Linked DNA regions of Homo sapiens: region 2 is linked to region 1. Evidence: chromatin loops called from intact Hi-C (ENCODE). Cell type or tissue: natural killer cell. All regions are shown on one strand. Links, peaks and the distances in the headings refer to the core of each region. The heading gives the core; the rest is flanking DNA. Region 1 overlaps LOC124901658 (a long non-coding RNA gene). Region 2 overlaps LOC105375324 (a long non-coding RNA gene).

Region 1 (8,344 bases), core at 131-8,130:
TCAATATTAGCCCTAGCTTGGAGTCACCAGGCTAAAGATTTGATTTCTATGTCAAAGGTATTCACTTGGTTTTTGAAAGTAACTGTTTGAAAAATCCAGCACAATTACTCAAACATGGTGTTACTGTAAGGAAAGGAATTTATACGCTGCTTACACTTCACACTTCAATAAGAAAAGTAAAAGTATTTATTCCTTTCAGATAATAAATGTATTATTTTATTATTTCCATTAATAATCATGTAGTAAACAACTAGTCATATGGGAACACTTCTAAGTGGTACCAAGTTTCACCTCATAAAATTTAGCATGAAACTCAGAAATCAGGCCGGGTGTGGTGGCTCACGCCTGTAATCCCAGCACTTTGGGAGGCTGAGGCGGGCGGATCACGAGGTCAGGAGATCGAGACCATCCTGGCTAACACGGTGAAACCCCGTCTCTACTAAAAAAATATATAAAAAATTAGCCAGGCGTGGTGGCGGGCGCCTGTAGTCCCAGCTACTTGGGAGGCTGAGGCAGGAGAATGGCGTGAACCCGGGAGGTGGAGCTTGCAGTGAGCTGAGATTGTGCCACTGCACTCCAGCCTGGGCAACAAGCAAGACTCCGTCTCAAAAAAAAAAAAAAAAAAAAAAGAAACTCAGAAATCAAAATAATGGGATCTAGAACAGAGATAGTGTCACAAACTTACCCTGCAAAAAAAGAAACTGATGTTTTCATGAATCTATGTAACTCACCAATTAGCTACAACATTTTCTTGTGGAAATGTATTCATTTTCTAAAACCAAAATAAAAGAGTGATTTTCCCTATAATTTTCCTTGGTAGCTAGTAATCTAAAAGCTAAGCCTTGAAATTCTGTTTGAAATCACTCAGCCATAAAAAATACACCTGAGAAAATTGTTAAACTCACTCTGGGAAAGAAAAAAGTAAATGAGAATTATTAACAAATGGAATATATGATTACATATTAATTTTTTTAACCCACCTCTTTTATGTCCTTTTTAATTATTTTTTTCTACCTGTCAAGCCCTACTTAATAAAATGCAATTTACAGTTTAAAAACTGAGGTCAGGCTGGGTACCATGGTTCACGCTTGTAATCCCAGCACTTTGGGAGGCTGAGGCGGGTGGAACACCTGAGGTCAGGAGTTTGACACCAACCTGGCCAACATGGTGAAACCCAGTCTCTACTAAAAATACAAAAATTAGCTGGGCGTGGTGGTGTGCGCCTGTAATCCCAGCTACTCCGGAGGCTGAGGCAGAAGAATCGCTTGAACCCAGGAGGTGGAGGTTGCTGTGAGCTGAGAGCGCACCACTGCACTCTAGCCTGGGCAATAGAGCAAGACTCGGTCTTGGTTAAAAAAATAAAATAAAATAACTGAGGTCAAAATAAGTAAACAAATATTTTCACAGTGACAAATTTATGGTGTGGCAGTGCTGATTAAAAAACAGATGTGCCTGACTCATGTGTCAAGTCAGGCCATCCAATCGCTTAAGAGATTCTCACCCCCCATCCTGCTCACTTAAGTGCTCAATAACCTGTCTCTCAGGAGACATTGCACTATGCCCCAGTGCGTGCCCCAGGTGCATTTTACTTTGCACCTGGGGTTAAGTTATTGAACCATCTCACTGGGGTCAGTTTTTGTTTGTTTTTTTGGAATACTATTTTTTCTTTCACAAATTTTTCACTATTTGTCTTTCACTATTTTTCCTCTGTTGTACTTCTTTCACAATTTTTCCTCTGTTGTATTTCTTTCACAATTTTTCTGCCCCTATACAGAATCCAGGGAGCAAAAATTATTTCTGTGTTTTCCCCTCAATACCAGCATCTGATTATCTGACCAGCAATGTGTCTACAAGAAATGGAATCTGGCTTGAAGACAATCTTAATGTCTCACGGGGTTAACTTTTCAAAAAAAATAGTATACCAGGAGATTCCTCTCAGCCCTAGGGCATCCATCTGCTCTTTCAAGAGGCTACACTCCATACCTCCAGTTTTCCTATTGGAGAAAATGACCCAGGACCTGAGAGTCACTAGACATTATAGCAGACAGCCATGGTGGGTATCTTGGTTCATCCCCAGACAGTACTGAAACCCAGGACCAGTAAAAAAGTAAATGATGGCTGAGAACACATCACCCCATAGTTTCCAAAGGGAAACCATGACCCAAAAACATTCTGACAAGATCTCTGTGCCTAGGGAAGATAAAAGAAAAAGAGGCACAGACTTTTTTACAATACAGTGTCTGTGGAACTTTCTTCTTATGGGAAATATTTACAAACAGAAAACAAATGTTTTAAAAAGTGCCATCCAATACTTTGTCATAATGATTAATAATGATTAATTAAAATGCAGTATCAAAAATGTATACTAAAGAACAAATAGTTGATCATGCAAATTAGGGAGGGGAAGTTGGCATTTGGGAATGTCACAAGGAACTGGAAATTTAGTATTTTACTGCAAGCCAGAGTTAGACTGAAGGATTAGGGGGTGGGGGGTAGACTTGAGACCCTGTTTGGGACACATGTGAAAAATGCAGGGTAAAATCTGTCCCCTGTGGAGTGTGAACATAATTAAATGGCAGGCAATTAGACTGAGGTGGCTCTAGCCCCTGGATTCCTACTTAAAAAAACAAAAATCTAACTCAAGTGCATTTTTTTGTCAATTACTATATTGGAGAAAGCAAAATTTAGGCAACTATAAACTGCCAATTAACCGCTGATTACATTATCAGGAAATTTTCACCTCGATCATACAAGTTGAGAAACTACGTAACTGTACCTAACCACTGATTTTCTTCATCATGCACCTTAAAATGACTTTTTTTTTTTTTGAAATGAAGTCTCGCTCTTGTCTCCCAGGCTGCAGTGCGATGGCGTGATCTCGGCTTACTGCAACCTCCGCCTCCCGGGTTCAAGGGATTCTCCTGCCTCGGCCCCCTGAGTAGCTGGGATTACAGGCGCCTGCCACCACCTCCGTCTAATTTTTGTATTTTTAGTTGAGACAGGGTTTCACCATGTTAGTCAGGCTGGTCTCGAACTCTTGACCTCAGGTGATCCACCCGCCTTGGTCTCCCAAAATGCTGGGATTACAGGCGTAAGCCACCGCGCCTGGCCTAAAATGACTTTTCTTTAAGTCCACCTGATGGAACATAAACTAGAAACCATAGCTTGGTGCTCTACAATTTTTGAATCACTCTTTGATTAAATTCTTTAATATTTTTCTGGTTACTCCCATAAATACTTTACAGGAGAAAAGAGTGACTGGGAACCCCACGGATCAAAGCTCTTCCCATTCATAAACCCCGCACCCCGAGTCAGGATTCTCCCGACTACCTTCTCGCGGTCCCTGCACAATCGGGGAGGGATGCGGCGCTGTAGGTGCAGAGCTGCCCAGAGAGGACTCCAGGCCAGGGCACAGTCACTGCGCAGGGAGGAGACAGGACGCCCGGGGTCACTGCTGTGAGCCGGGCCGCCATCTTATGGCTAAAGGGGGCTGAGGGCCGAGCTGAGCCAAGGAGAACTCAGTGGGGACGGGGGAGGTCCGTGGAATTTGGAGCCGACTTCGGGGAGGCCCGAGTCCCGCCACAGCCACTTCCTACCGGTTCCAACCAGCCCCCTCCCTCTCTCTCGGGATGTCGGACCCGTCACTCTCACCACTTCTAGGCTTCCAGGGGGTCCTGGCGTCTTAGCTGTGGATCTCCCAATACCTACAGGTCACAGGGACACAGAGGTTGGGCCTCTAGGAGCAGAGGACACAGAAAAGCGAAGAGAAGACCTGGAGCTCCAATGGTAGCGAGACAAAGGCCGCGCCAAATCCCGGAAGCCGTCCTGTCCGCTCCAGCTACGTGCCTGATTGGACGGTTCCTAGCCCAGCGATCCTGATTGGATAATGTTTAGGGCCCCACCCACTCAGGCCCTGAGTAGCGGAAGATGTGCTCAGATGCTGGGCTGAATGAAGACAGAGTGAAACCTAAGCTGCCGCCTTTTCAGGCAGGGCTTTTTCCTGAGCTGAGCCAGTCCCGCCCCAGAGGGCATTTGCATTTAACCATGCGTATAAGGTCATATGCATTTATAAATAATATATTATATGGCTATTCACAAATGCAAAGAATATAATAACCATTATTTAACAAATTCAGATTTTATGACCTTCCTGGCTTCTGGTTGTTGAGCAGGCAGCCTGGGATTTTAAAACGGAGGCAATCCTCTGAAATAAAATGTGAGCCACATGTGAATTTTACATTTTCTGGTAGCCAAACTTTAAAAAAAGAAGAAACAGGTGGAATTGATTGTAGCAATTTAATTAACTCACTATATTCAAAATATTATCATTTCAATATGTAAGAAATATTTATTACTAATAAAGTGTATATATATATATGGAAATAAATCTTTGAAACTAACTCTGTATTTTACCTTTCTAGAACATCGCAGTTCAGACCAGCCACATACCAGGCACTCAGTAGCCACACTTGGTCAATAGCTGCTACATTAAAGTGTAGCTTCGACGACAGGGGATGAAGATCCTGAAAAAATCTTTTCCGCCAGAGGTGAAGGAAGAGCCTCTCCCTACCAACATCTCTCTTCAGTTCCGAGGGTGGAACAGATACTGTCCATGTAAAAAGCAGAGGGCAGCAGGAATAAAATAATCACAGGTACATCATTGCTGGCCCACCTGTTGGTGTACCTGTGATTATTTTATTCCTAAGTTATAAACTAAAGATCTCTACATTGTAAGCTAAAGACTGTTGAAGTAAGAAACTAAATAATACACAAATACTTGCAAAGATATTTATTTGTAAATTGGCATAATTAATATTGTTAAATGTCTGTATTACACAAAATGATCTGCAGATATAATACAACCTTTATCAAAAACCAATGACTTTCTTCACAGAAACATTTAAAAACAATTCCAAAATTTATACGGTACTAGAAAAGACTCTCACTATGCAATAAAAAAAAATAAAAAAAAAAACAAACCCACAGCTGAGAACATTCCCCTACCAGACTTCAAAATATCCTGCAAAGGTATAGTAGCCAAAACTGTATGGTACTGGCTTAAAAATTAACTCATAGGTTAATGAAGCAGAATAGAGAGACCAGAAGTAAATCCATGCATTTACAATTAATTGATTTTAGATGAAGGTGACAAGTTATTAAAAAAAGAGAGTCTCTTCAATAAATGATGTTGGGAAAACTTTATATCCACATGAAAACAATAAAATAAGACCCTCATCTCATACCATGTATAGAACTCATCTAAAATGAATTAGAAACTTGAATTTAAGACTTGAAACTCTGAAACTTCTACAAGAAAAAATATTGTTAAAGCTTTATAACATGAGTCCGGGCAATGATGTTTTGGATTTAACCTCAAAATCCTAGAGAACAAATGTAAACATAGATAAATCAGATTATTTCAAATTAAAAAGCTATTACACATCAGCATTTGCAATCAAGAGAATAATAAGACAACTAAAATGTGTGAGAAAATATTTCCAAATTTTACATCTGACAAGAGGTTAAATATCAAAAATATATAAGAAACTCAAATGACTATACAACAAAGAAGACAACTATTAAAAATGAGCAAAAGGCCAAAATAGACATTTTTCAAAAAAGGACATACACATGACAAACATATCTTTAAAAAAAAGGTTCAATGTCAGTTATCTTCAGGGAAAGGCAAGCCAAAACATTGATAAGATATCAATTCACTCTTGCTAGAATGACTCTTATTAAAAAGAAAAAGATAACAAGTATTAGTAAATAGGGGAAAGAGAATGCTTAAACACTGTTGGTGTGAATATAAATCAGTAAAGCCATTATAAAAAACAGAATGAAGATTTCTCAAAAAGATTAACATAGTACTATCATATGATGCTGCAATTGCACTATTGGGTCTAAATCCCAAAACAAATAAAATACGTATGTTGAAGAGAAATCTGCACTACTATATTTATTGCAGAACTCTTCACAGATTCATAGTATAGAATCAGTCTAAGTGTCTATCATCCAATAAGTGAATAAAGACAATGTGGTATATATTTTTTGTTTGTATGTATTTTTTATATAAACATATATATAATATATATGTATATTTCAGGTTATATTTATAGTATATATATTTATATATATTGTGTATATACATATTTTGTGTATATGTATATACACAAAATAAGAAAATCCTGTCATTTGCAATCATATGGATGAACCTAGAGGAAATTATATTTGTTAAAGTAAGTCAAGCACAGAAAGATTAACACCTCATCATTTCACTGTTGTTCACTTATCTAAACAACTTGATGTTATTAAAGTAGAGAGTTTTGTGGTGGTTACCAGATTCTAATGTAATTAGAAGAAAGAAATGTATGTGGAGATGTCTGTGAAAAGATATATAATTACAGTTGGCTAGGAAAAATAAGTTCAAAAGGACTATTGTACAGAATAGTGACTATAGTTAGTAATGATATATTGCATTTTTAAAAAATGCTAGGACAGTCAATTTTATATGCTCTTGTCGCAAAAGTGTCAATGATGTGAGATAAAGCATTTGTTAATTACCTAGAATTAAGCATTGACAATGTATATATACTTTAAAACATCATGTTTTATGGATAAATACAGATTTTATGCATCAATTTAAAAACATATTTTTAAAAACATTATAGAAAAATGAAAGTGTTTCAAATGCTCTCTTTGTCATAAACTTAACTAAATCATATCAAAAGTATATAGTTTTAGTTTAGTTTTTTTTGTTGTTTTTTTTTGTTTTTTTTTGTTTTTGAGATGGAGTCTCATTCTGTCACGCAGGCTGGAGGGCAGTGTGCAATCTCGGCTCACTGCAACCTCCACCTCCCAAGTTCAAGCGATTCTCCTGCCTCAGCCTCCCAAGTAGTTGGGACTACAGGTGTGTGCCACCATGGCTGGCTAATTTTTTGTATTTTTAGTAGAAGCAGGGTTTCACCATGTTAGCCAGGCTGGTCTTGATCTCCTGACCTTGTGATCCACCCACCTCAGCCTCCCAAGGTGCTGGGATTACAGGCGTGAGCCACCGCACCCAGCCAGTTTTGTTTTTTAAATTTAATAACTATAGAAACTCTAATATTTACCAGCATATTCTAGACCCAGCACAGAACATGGGAAGAGCCAATGTACTCTAGGGCTTTTACTTTAAGCTTGAGGCATCTTGGAGTTTCTAGTGCTGATGGTAATGAGGCAGAAATTTAAAAATAAATATGCGTTCATTCACTCTAAGAAAAGTAACAGGCAAGGCAAGGGTTAAAAAGAAAACAATAACTGTTCCTCTGCTTAGCAGCTCACTTCAAGGACAGTTATAAGATAATGCTGTCTGGAAAGCCAAGGCCAAAGGAATGGGCTTCAGACACCACCCCCCTACCCGCTACCAGAACAACGTTGAAGGGAAAAAAAGAAGAGAAAGACAAATTCTTTTACTGTTACTCCTTTCCCTGGTTTCTTAAGCATGATTATGTTTTACAAATGTCTGTATTTAGCCAGTTCTTGTTTTTCTTTTGACGCAGCTACAAGGTCACTAGCTATGCAAGGCCACAAGTTATGCTAAGTCAACAGTTATGCTATAGATTACGTGACCTGTCATTGTATGATTAACTGCTTTTGTTTTGCCTCTGTAAGTTTGCTTATAAAAACCCTGCTCTGTATTTGTTCAAGACTCAGCTTTTTGAATGCAAATCCACTGAGCCAGTGCATACCTAAAATAAACAATCCTCCTGTTCTCCATATCGGTCTCACCATTCCTCAGTTTCCCGCAACAGTAATAGTATGAAAGACATTAAAAGGGCAGGTCTCATAATTAACTATTCTGTAAACACATTAAATAAATTTGCACCCAAAATCAGTGAGAAAATGTTTTAATTGAAAAGCTGCCACGATCTCCAATCTTGGCTACAGTTAGGTAACTAAAAACTGTAGGCCATAAGCTGCACCCAGTAAAATAAAAAAAATTGTAAGAGAAATTCTTCAAGATTGTAATCTCAATCTGGAAAGGAAAGATCATTTCAGATTTTAAATCCACAAGGTTATTCTATTATTTTTCCACACTTAACATTCACACTCAAACAGAAGATTTTACATGGAAAAATAAGCTGTGGTATATGTGTGTCACCAAAATCTTAATTTAGAATTACTCACTTACCATTAAGTATCCTGAAAATGTTATTTGTAAGATACATTTTCTCGTAAGAGATTTCAAAATTCTGATTTGTTTCTTTCTATGGTGCTTACAATATGCAACCTACTCACGTTCATGCTTTACCTATTCTAACTAATGTAATATTTACCACATTTTGTGTTGGAATCTCATAAA
Region 2 (8,344 bases), core at 178-8,177, 49 kb after region 1:
AGAGAGAGCTATTTTCCTTTCTCTTTCTTTTGCCTATTAAACCTCCACTTCTAAACCTACTTCTTGTGTGTCCACATACTCAATTTCCTTGGCATGAGACGACAAAACCCAAGTATTTACCCCAGACAGACGACACTGCTTCATTATAAGTGATAAATTTATTAGTTAAAATTGCTATATTAAGAAATATAGCACATTTTAAGGCTGCTGATGCACAGTGCAATAACTGCCATATACAAATAGGACACCAATTATACTTAGAGCCCAGGCACAGAGACTCACACCTGTAATCCCAGCACTTTAGGCTCCCAGGGCAGGTGGATCACTTGAAGTCAGAGGTTTAAGATCAGCCTGACCAAAATGGTGAAACCCCATCTCCACTAAAAATATGAACTTTTTTTTTTAGTAGAAAAAAACTTTTTTCTATTAGTAGGCATGGTGGTGCACTCCTGTAACCCTACAAGGGTGAGTTAAGAGAATTGCTTGAACCCAGGAGGCAGAGGATGCAGTGAGTTGAGATCACATCACTCCAGCCTGGGTGACAGAGTGAGACCCCGTCTCAAAAAAAAAAAAAAAAAGTATTACAAAGCTCTTGTTTCCCTGCACTTACCATTTATGAATAGTTCAATGAAATATGTTATTTTTAAAAACATTTTCCATTTTGGTATGTAAAAAACTGGCATCTCATTATTTTAATATGCATTTTAGTAACTAGGTAACTTGGTTTTATATATGTTTAGTGTATTACTTTTTGAATTGCCTAGTCATGTCTTCTGCTTATTTTGCTATTCAATTATTTAATATTTTAGTGATTCATATGAGCTCCCCATTATAGTAACCATTTGTCCAAAATTATTATATATATATATCTCCATTCAGATTCCAGTGTTCATTCTCAATGTTTTTGAGAGAAAAGGACTTCCTCCCCTCTAAAGATTTCCACTCTCTAAAGAGCTTAAACAAGTACCAATTACTCAAACACAATTAGGGAAGTTTAAACATTATCTAATTGAACTTTATTTGTGGAAAATAAATGTTCTTACCTTTCCATTATTATTTAACCATGTATAGAAAGGAGCCCATACATTCTAGGCTGATAAATCTCTTTTTAAAAAGGGAAAATGTATTCTGTCAAAGAGGGGACCAAATTCCAAGTTCACACTGCACTTTGCTAAACACATTGCCTTTGTGTTGGCTGTGTTCTCTCTGAAACACAGAGCTGCTCACATGACAGCCCTGTTCCAAAACATTTGATGGCTCATAGCAGCCAGCACAACCGACCCCCCATTCATTTTTCCAAGGTCAACACCTCTTATTATCACAACTCTATGCAACACTTCCAAACTCTATTCTCTACTCACACTCCACTTCTTGTCCTACTCGGTCCTCAAGTAAGCCTCATATTTTTATACTCCAAGGCCTATACTTAAACTGTTTTTTTCCTAAATGTACATTTTCCCATTCCCACATCTTTCTTTTCCACATGGCAAACCCTGCACATTTGAGAGCATTACTTTCTCTTTCCACTTGAATGTTCTCCACTTGTTCTTGCTGATTGTGAGGCACTGGTGAGTTTTAGAACTGGAATCATATTTTATCCATCTTTGCAGTTCTAGAGCCTTGCGCTGGGGTAATTGTCAAAAAATGGTTCCCAATGCAAACTTGCTGATGGTGATATTCAACAGATGAGAAAATGAGCCAGAATGCCTGTCTACTAATCCAGATGGTTTTTCACTATTATTTTGCTAAAACTCCCCCATTGTCATTAGCAAAATAACAATGATAATAATGATACTAGTACTAAATACACAAAATAAGTCAGTTATAATTGAGCTGGTAGCATGCATGACTTAAATTCTCTATTTATTGCTAGTTTCAAGATAGTCCTCATCCACAGATAGGAAAAAACAGGAAACAGACCCTCAAGTGCTTATCACAGTGCAAAATCTTCCAATTCCATAACTTGCTCAGGCACCCTCATAAAATAAACAAGGCACACTGGTGACCCCCATCTCAGACACACTCTAAGAGAGATAGAAGGTCTTCCTCTTTACTGTCCTCCAGTACACTTGACTCCTCCTGCTTCAAAAACAACAATAACAAAATAATATCTCCCAGAGGCTATCACACTTGAACTTGGACAAATTTTTAGATTTGATTAGTAATTAGGTCAATACAGTTGTTGCCCTTACTTGACTCATATCACATGTTATAAACCTCTTGGGATCACCCCAATACAAATTCCGAGGCAAAACCTTGAGTTTCTATGTTATGTAAAATAACAATAACCTCTTATAACACAAAACAATGGACCTGTTCTCAAGGCATTGGCCCTACCCAAAGAAAACTAAATTTCCCAAACACTTATGAAGTTTACAGCTTCAAGTCTCTTCAAAAGTAAGCTACATATGAGTCTTTGAACAGGGCTCAGCACTTTCAGTGAGGTTAAAAGTCAGTGTCCACAAGGAAGGTTTTAAAAGGCAGAAGAGTCCCCCACCAGCCACCACACAGAAGACCATCAGAATGTTAGAGTCCACGCCCACTTCTCCACTTCTAGGACATCTCCCACCATGTGAAAGACCATCTCCATTCCACAGCCTAGCCTTTCCAATAAGAACATGGTAACAATTCAGTCTTTGGCAGGATTTGTCCAAAGTTTCATTCTAGTTTGCCACTGGATCTCACTCTGTCAACCTTCTGCTTTAGTGTCTTGTTGACCTCCCCTTTTCTAAGGGCACACAAATCCCAGTCAGTTCTTTCATGTACTACCACCACCTCTGCAAGCCCCTCCCTCCGCAAAACATCCCTCTCACTTCCTGACCATCACAGAAGTGAAGGTCTAACTTATATTGTCAAATACTAGCTAGAATGTGCTGTAATCTATTTCTGGAAGCCAGAACCCTGTGCTGGCACACTTCTTTTTCTCTCTTGGTGTGCCCATCTTTTCCCTTGATGTGCCTCACAGGGAGGACTATGCACAGAGGAGGTTTTCAGTTAGTATTTGTTTGGTGAATGGATCATGACTCTATGGCGGGTAGTCTGGAAGGGGTCAGAAGCACAGCCCTAGAGACACACTTAACAGTTTGAGTTCTAATAGCTGGCCGCCTCCCTGGGTCTCTATTTCCTCATTTGAATCCTGAGGATAATAATTACATCTACATCTCTGTGTAAAAGAGTTGTTGTGATGAATGAATGAGATGTCACAAGAAAAAAAAATTAGGATGCTGGTAGCTAGTGCTCAATAATTGTTAGATCTTCTGACTTCTGCTCCTACTGCTATCATGCTGAGTGTGTTTCTACATAAACTAACAACAAACAAAGGGTAAAAATTAAAGTATAACTTTAGATTCTTGACTTGTCAAACTGGAGACCTATTGGGGTAATAAGTCTAGCACAGGCAGAAGAGAAAATGAAATACTTAATTTCTGGTTTATCTGATTTAAAGCAAATACAGGCAGGTCTGGCTAAGAAATGATTTTCACCAAAATTTGTCTGTAACTTGGATGCTGTAGGTTAAACTTATTTAAAAATAGTCTAGACAGATTCATTTGTAATATAAGCATGTTGTAGTTTCTGATGTTTCAGACTGGATTTCTGTTTGTTTGTTTGTTTGTTTGTCTATTTATTTATTTTTGAGATGGAGTTTCACTCTGTCCCCCAGGCTGGAGTACAGTAGTGCAATCTTGGCTCGCTGCAACCTCCGTCTCCCAGGTTCAAGCAAGTCTCCAGCCTCAGCCTCCCGAGTAGCTGGGATTACAGGTGCCTGCCGCCGTGCTCAGCTGATTTTTGTATTTTTAGTAGAGATGAGGTTTTGGCATGTTGGCCAGGCTGATCTCAAACTCCTGACCTCAGGTGATCTACCTGCCTCAGCCTCCCAAAGTGCTGGGATTACAGGCGTGAGCCACTGTGCCCAGCCAGGATTTCTGTGTTTTTAGTTTTTTTGAAGAGACACAAGAGACAGCAGTAGCTACTATCAGACTTCTTAGAGACAAGCTGGTCCAATGAGATTTTACAAAATTTCATTTACTGCCAGGCGTGGTGGCTCGTGCCTGTAATCCCAGCACTTTGGGAGGCCGAGGTGGGCAGATCACCTGAAGTTAAGAGCTTGAAACCAGCCTGGCCAACATGGTGAAACCCTGTCTCTACTGAAAATACACAAGTTAGCTAGGCATGGTGGCAGGCGCCTGTAATTACAGCTACTTGGGAGGGTGAGGCAGGAGAATCGCTTGAACATGGGAGGCAGAGGTTTCCCTGAGCCGAGATCACCCCACTGCACTCCAGCCTGGGTGACAGAATGAGACTCGTCTCAAAAAAAAAAAAAAATCACTTACTATAAAGGTAATAATGAAATAAATCAGAATCTATAAACATAAGAATTTGATCAGTGCTAACCACTCCACTTTCCCAATATACATATACTTCTCCCTTTTTTTTGAGCATAACGCAAAACAAACACGTGGCCACCCACCATCTACTCTCCAGTGCAGAACAGATAAATGAAGGTACAAAGCAAGCTTCAGAACACACAGACCACCATGCTCACCCCATCTAAATCTAGAGCTGCTTTTAAAAAGAGGCAAAATCAATGAGAAACTGAGAAAGTGAGTGGCTATTCTGTTCTCAGCACTTACTGTCAGAGGAAGATGAAACATGCACACACACTCTCTCATTCTAAGGCAGAACATCCACTTTTCTGAGGAAAAGGTGATTTTACAGCATGTAACCCAATGCCACATTCTTAGCAAGATGACAGTGGTTGTTTTGTTTTGTTTTGTTTTGTTTTTTGGAACGGAGTCTCGGTCTGTCACCCAGGCTGGAGTGCAATGATGTGATCTCCACTCACTGCAACCTCCACCTCCCAGGTTCAATTGATTCTCCTGCCTCAGCCTCCCGAGTAGCCAGGATTACAGGTGCACACCACCATGGCTGGCTAATTTTTTGTATTTTTAGTAGAGATGGGGTTTTGCCACGTTAGTCAGGCTTGTCACGAACTCCTGACCTCAAGTGATTCACCTGCCTTGGCCTCCCAAAGTGCTGGGATTACAGGTGTGAGCCACTGCGCCTAACCAACAGTGGTTTTGAGTGTGCAAAGAATGAGCATATCACAGACACCCTTAAGACACATTACATGGCCTGGCTTACCTGATACAATTTTTAATTTCTCTGAAGTAAACTCACTAAAATTCGAAAACATGTATTTCTTTATTCACTTATTTCATTAATTTTCTCAGGGACTTACAGAAAATATATTCAACTTTCATTCACTTAATCTTACCACAATAGATGGTCTAACATATTTAGAAGACAGCTGTATGTAACACATGCCCATACCCCAAAGCATAGCAAATTCAACACACCAGGGCCTTGAGGAAGCCAACACTATAATAGTGCAAATACACAAATATTTTTTAAAAATTCATCACCCAACAGACAGCATGTGTGGTCACCACTATCCTGCATTCTTTAAAATAAGTAGCTATGCATGGCTTATCCAAAAGTTAGCTTATATATGCTCATCACCAAAAATTGGTTCTAAACATACTATTGATTTCAATCTTGGATATTCACACAAGGCAATTATCTGGTAAGTTATATTTATAAATAACATATAATTAGGCTTCTAAACCCACACATATGGTTGGGTCACAGTGAGGCAAAGCACTCTGAGTTATTTGTAGAGTACCTTAAAATTTAAATTTTCAAAAATCACACTTAAGCTTAGTTTTAGAAGTATTCTCTTTAGCATCTCTTCACCAAGCTATTCCAATTTTAAAAAATGAGGAGTAGGGAGGGCTTTTTAATGTTTGATTCCTTCCTATTCAGTTTATCTTATCTAATAGAGAGATGAAATAAAGTGTGGTGTCTCTCTTAATAGAATTTATGGTTGTGGTTATTCAGAAATATCCATGCTCCCAAGCAAGAGATGAAAAATCACATTCTCTCCAAAATGGAGAGACCAGTGCTCCCTGGGGCCCAAAGGGATGTTCAGGTTGCATCTGTCAGGATTGACACCACAAAAGAGAACCTTCTTTGGAGCACAGTGGGGGTTACCTGAGGTTTTGGTAAGTTGTTTAGATGACATCAGAGACAAGCATTGCCCAAAATGAGAGTCCCAATAAGACTTCCATGTGAGATTGTCTTAAGAGGATTGTGGCCCAGTTCACACATAAGAGGATGGCTGTGCAGCCCAAGGAGACAGATATCTTCTCTCAGGAGCAGAAATCTTCATGTAAAAGATGTCCACTTGCTGAGTAGTTGAAGCATGCCCCGATAGAATTCTCTGGGGATCAGATTGCACACTGTCTCCTAAGTTGAATAAAGCAGAGAACAACATGTCTGCACAACAGCTTCTAGCATGTACCAACTCAGCAGAAAACACATCACAATCTATCTTGTTCCAAAAAGATTTTATTTGTCATGGGAAAGAAAATGAATTAGCCTGGGCGTGGTGGCTTACGCCTGTAATCCCAGCACTTTGGGAGGCCGAGACGGGTGGTTCACAAGGTCAGAAGTTCCAGACCAGCCTGGCCACAATGGTGAAACCCTGTCTCTACTAGAAATACAAAAATTAGCTGGGCATGGTGGCAGGTGCCTGTAATCCCAGCTACTTGGGAGGCTGAGGAAGGAGAATTGCTTGAACCTGGGAGGTGGAGGTTGCAGTGAGCCGAGATTGTGCCACTGCACTCCAGCCTGGGCGACAGAGCGAGACTCTGTTTCAAAAAAAAAAGAAGTGAATGAATATAGTAGGAACCCAAGGGCTGTCGAGGGGTAGGTAGTAAGTCTGCCATCACCAAATGTATTTAAGTGCTGGTTAGACAATCACTCTGTGGGAATAAGTTTCACTCTTTGCAAAAGGGGTAAAATAGATCTTTTTCTTTGGCACCCACAGATCTAGTGAAGATCCTAGCATACAGTAGATACACAGCAACTTTCGTTTACTAAATAAACTTTATTTTCACACAGATTACTGGTAAGCAAAATATTGATATAATGCTAAGACATTAAGGGTATCAGAAGACCACTCATGTTCTTTATGGGGTTCCAATTAAGAAATAAGTTGAAAAATCAGTCAATGAAAGGAGTTCTGATGCTCTTAAGTAGCATAAGATCTACTCTGATGGACTTAAGCCATTGTAAAAGTCCCAGCTTGGTGCCTATCAAAAGCCTCTTTCCATGAATGTTATGCTTACAAGTCAAACAGATAAAGCATCACTAAAGCAAACATAAACTACAAAGCTCTTAAAATTTAGGTGTACATTTCATTTGAAAATTATTCAAAAGCTCAAGCCATCTATAAGAAATGTCTTCTTTGCCTGTTAGTATCAAGAAATTAAAAAGAAAGAAGAAAAAGGAGAAGTGGGCAGTAGGAAACCATTTAATTATTTTAATAGGTAAGAAAATGACATTGAATTTTCACTGTTACATGAGTACTTTTTATGCTTCATCCATGCCAGGTACATAACTTTTAACCAACTAAAACACATTACAAGTAGAGAAAAAGCTAAAAACATGAAAAACATGTGCATAACTCTATAAAGGGTAGAAAACATGCTGTGTTCATAAACATTGCTTAATCCAACATTCCAGTATCAGTGAGGCATCAGCATCCACCCAGCTATAAAAGCCAAGATCGGAAAGTCATCCATCCCTTCCCAACACCATTCTATTGGCAAGCTTTTCCTACCTCTTAATTCTCTATCAAATCCATCTGAGCTCCCATCTTTACTGCCACGATGCTCCAGGCCACCACTAGTTTTCAAAATTTTCATAAACTAGCCTTCTAACTGATCTCCTTCCAAAGAGAAGGCCAATTATTATTTCCTCTTACCAGGGGAAAAATAGTCCCTAACATGCAAATATCATTATGCTGCTTTTTTTTTTTTTTTTTTTTTTTTTTTTTTTTTTTTGAGATGGAGTTTCACTCTTGTTGCCCAGGCTGGAGTGCAATGGTGCGATCTCGGCTCACCACAACCTCCGCCTCCCAGATTCAAGTGATTTTCCTGCCTCAGCCTCCCGAGTAGCTAGGATTACAGGTATGTGCAACCACACCCAGCTAATTGTGTATTTTTAGTAGAGACGGGGTTTCTCTATGTTGGTCTGGCTGGTCTCGAACTCCCGACCTCAGGTGATGTGCCTGCCTCAGCCTCCCAAAGTGCTGTGATTACAGGCCTGAGCCACCGTGCCCAGCTAATCATCATGCTGCTTTTTGGGCCAACACTTTTCACAGCTTTCCACAGTTCTTACAAACCTGGTCAACTCCCTACCTTCCTCACCATTCCTGTCATTTACGTCATTCAGTATTTTTTTCCTCTTCCAAACACACTGTACTTCTCTCACTACCCTG

Evidence for each region. Hi-C counts contacts between places; a loop is a spot of excess contacts. Peaks named below come from ENCODE experiments on the same cell type or tissue, not always from the same donor. Only the 100,000 strongest peaks of a DNase experiment are listed, where the experiment ranks them.
Region 2: a loop joins it to region 1, with 3 times the contacts of the local background. A loop is called at or near these places in 2 of 110 quality-filtered maps.

Annotation. Positions count from the first base shown.
Region 1 is chr7:64,459,320-64,467,663 of GRCh38, reverse strand. It overlaps LOC124901658 (a long non-coding RNA gene), which reads left to right. Exons shown (of 2, transcript XR_007060358.1): 2 at 4,422-4,983. Among named protein-coding and RNA genes, the nearest start is that of ZNF680, 100 kb to the left of the region's middle. RefSeq lists a silencer at 4,826-4,981. In natural killer cell, for the core only: no CTCF peak of the experiment used is centred there; a DNase peak (open chromatin) is centred at 3,863.
Region 2 is chr7:64,409,933-64,418,276 of GRCh38, reverse strand. LOC105375324 (a long non-coding RNA gene) reads right to left here. Exons shown (of 3, transcript XR_927599.2): 3 at 5,184-6,306. Among named protein-coding and RNA genes, the nearest start is that of ZNF736, 100 kb to the right of the region's middle. In natural killer cell, for the core only: no CTCF peak of the experiment used is centred there; no DNase peak of the experiment used is centred there.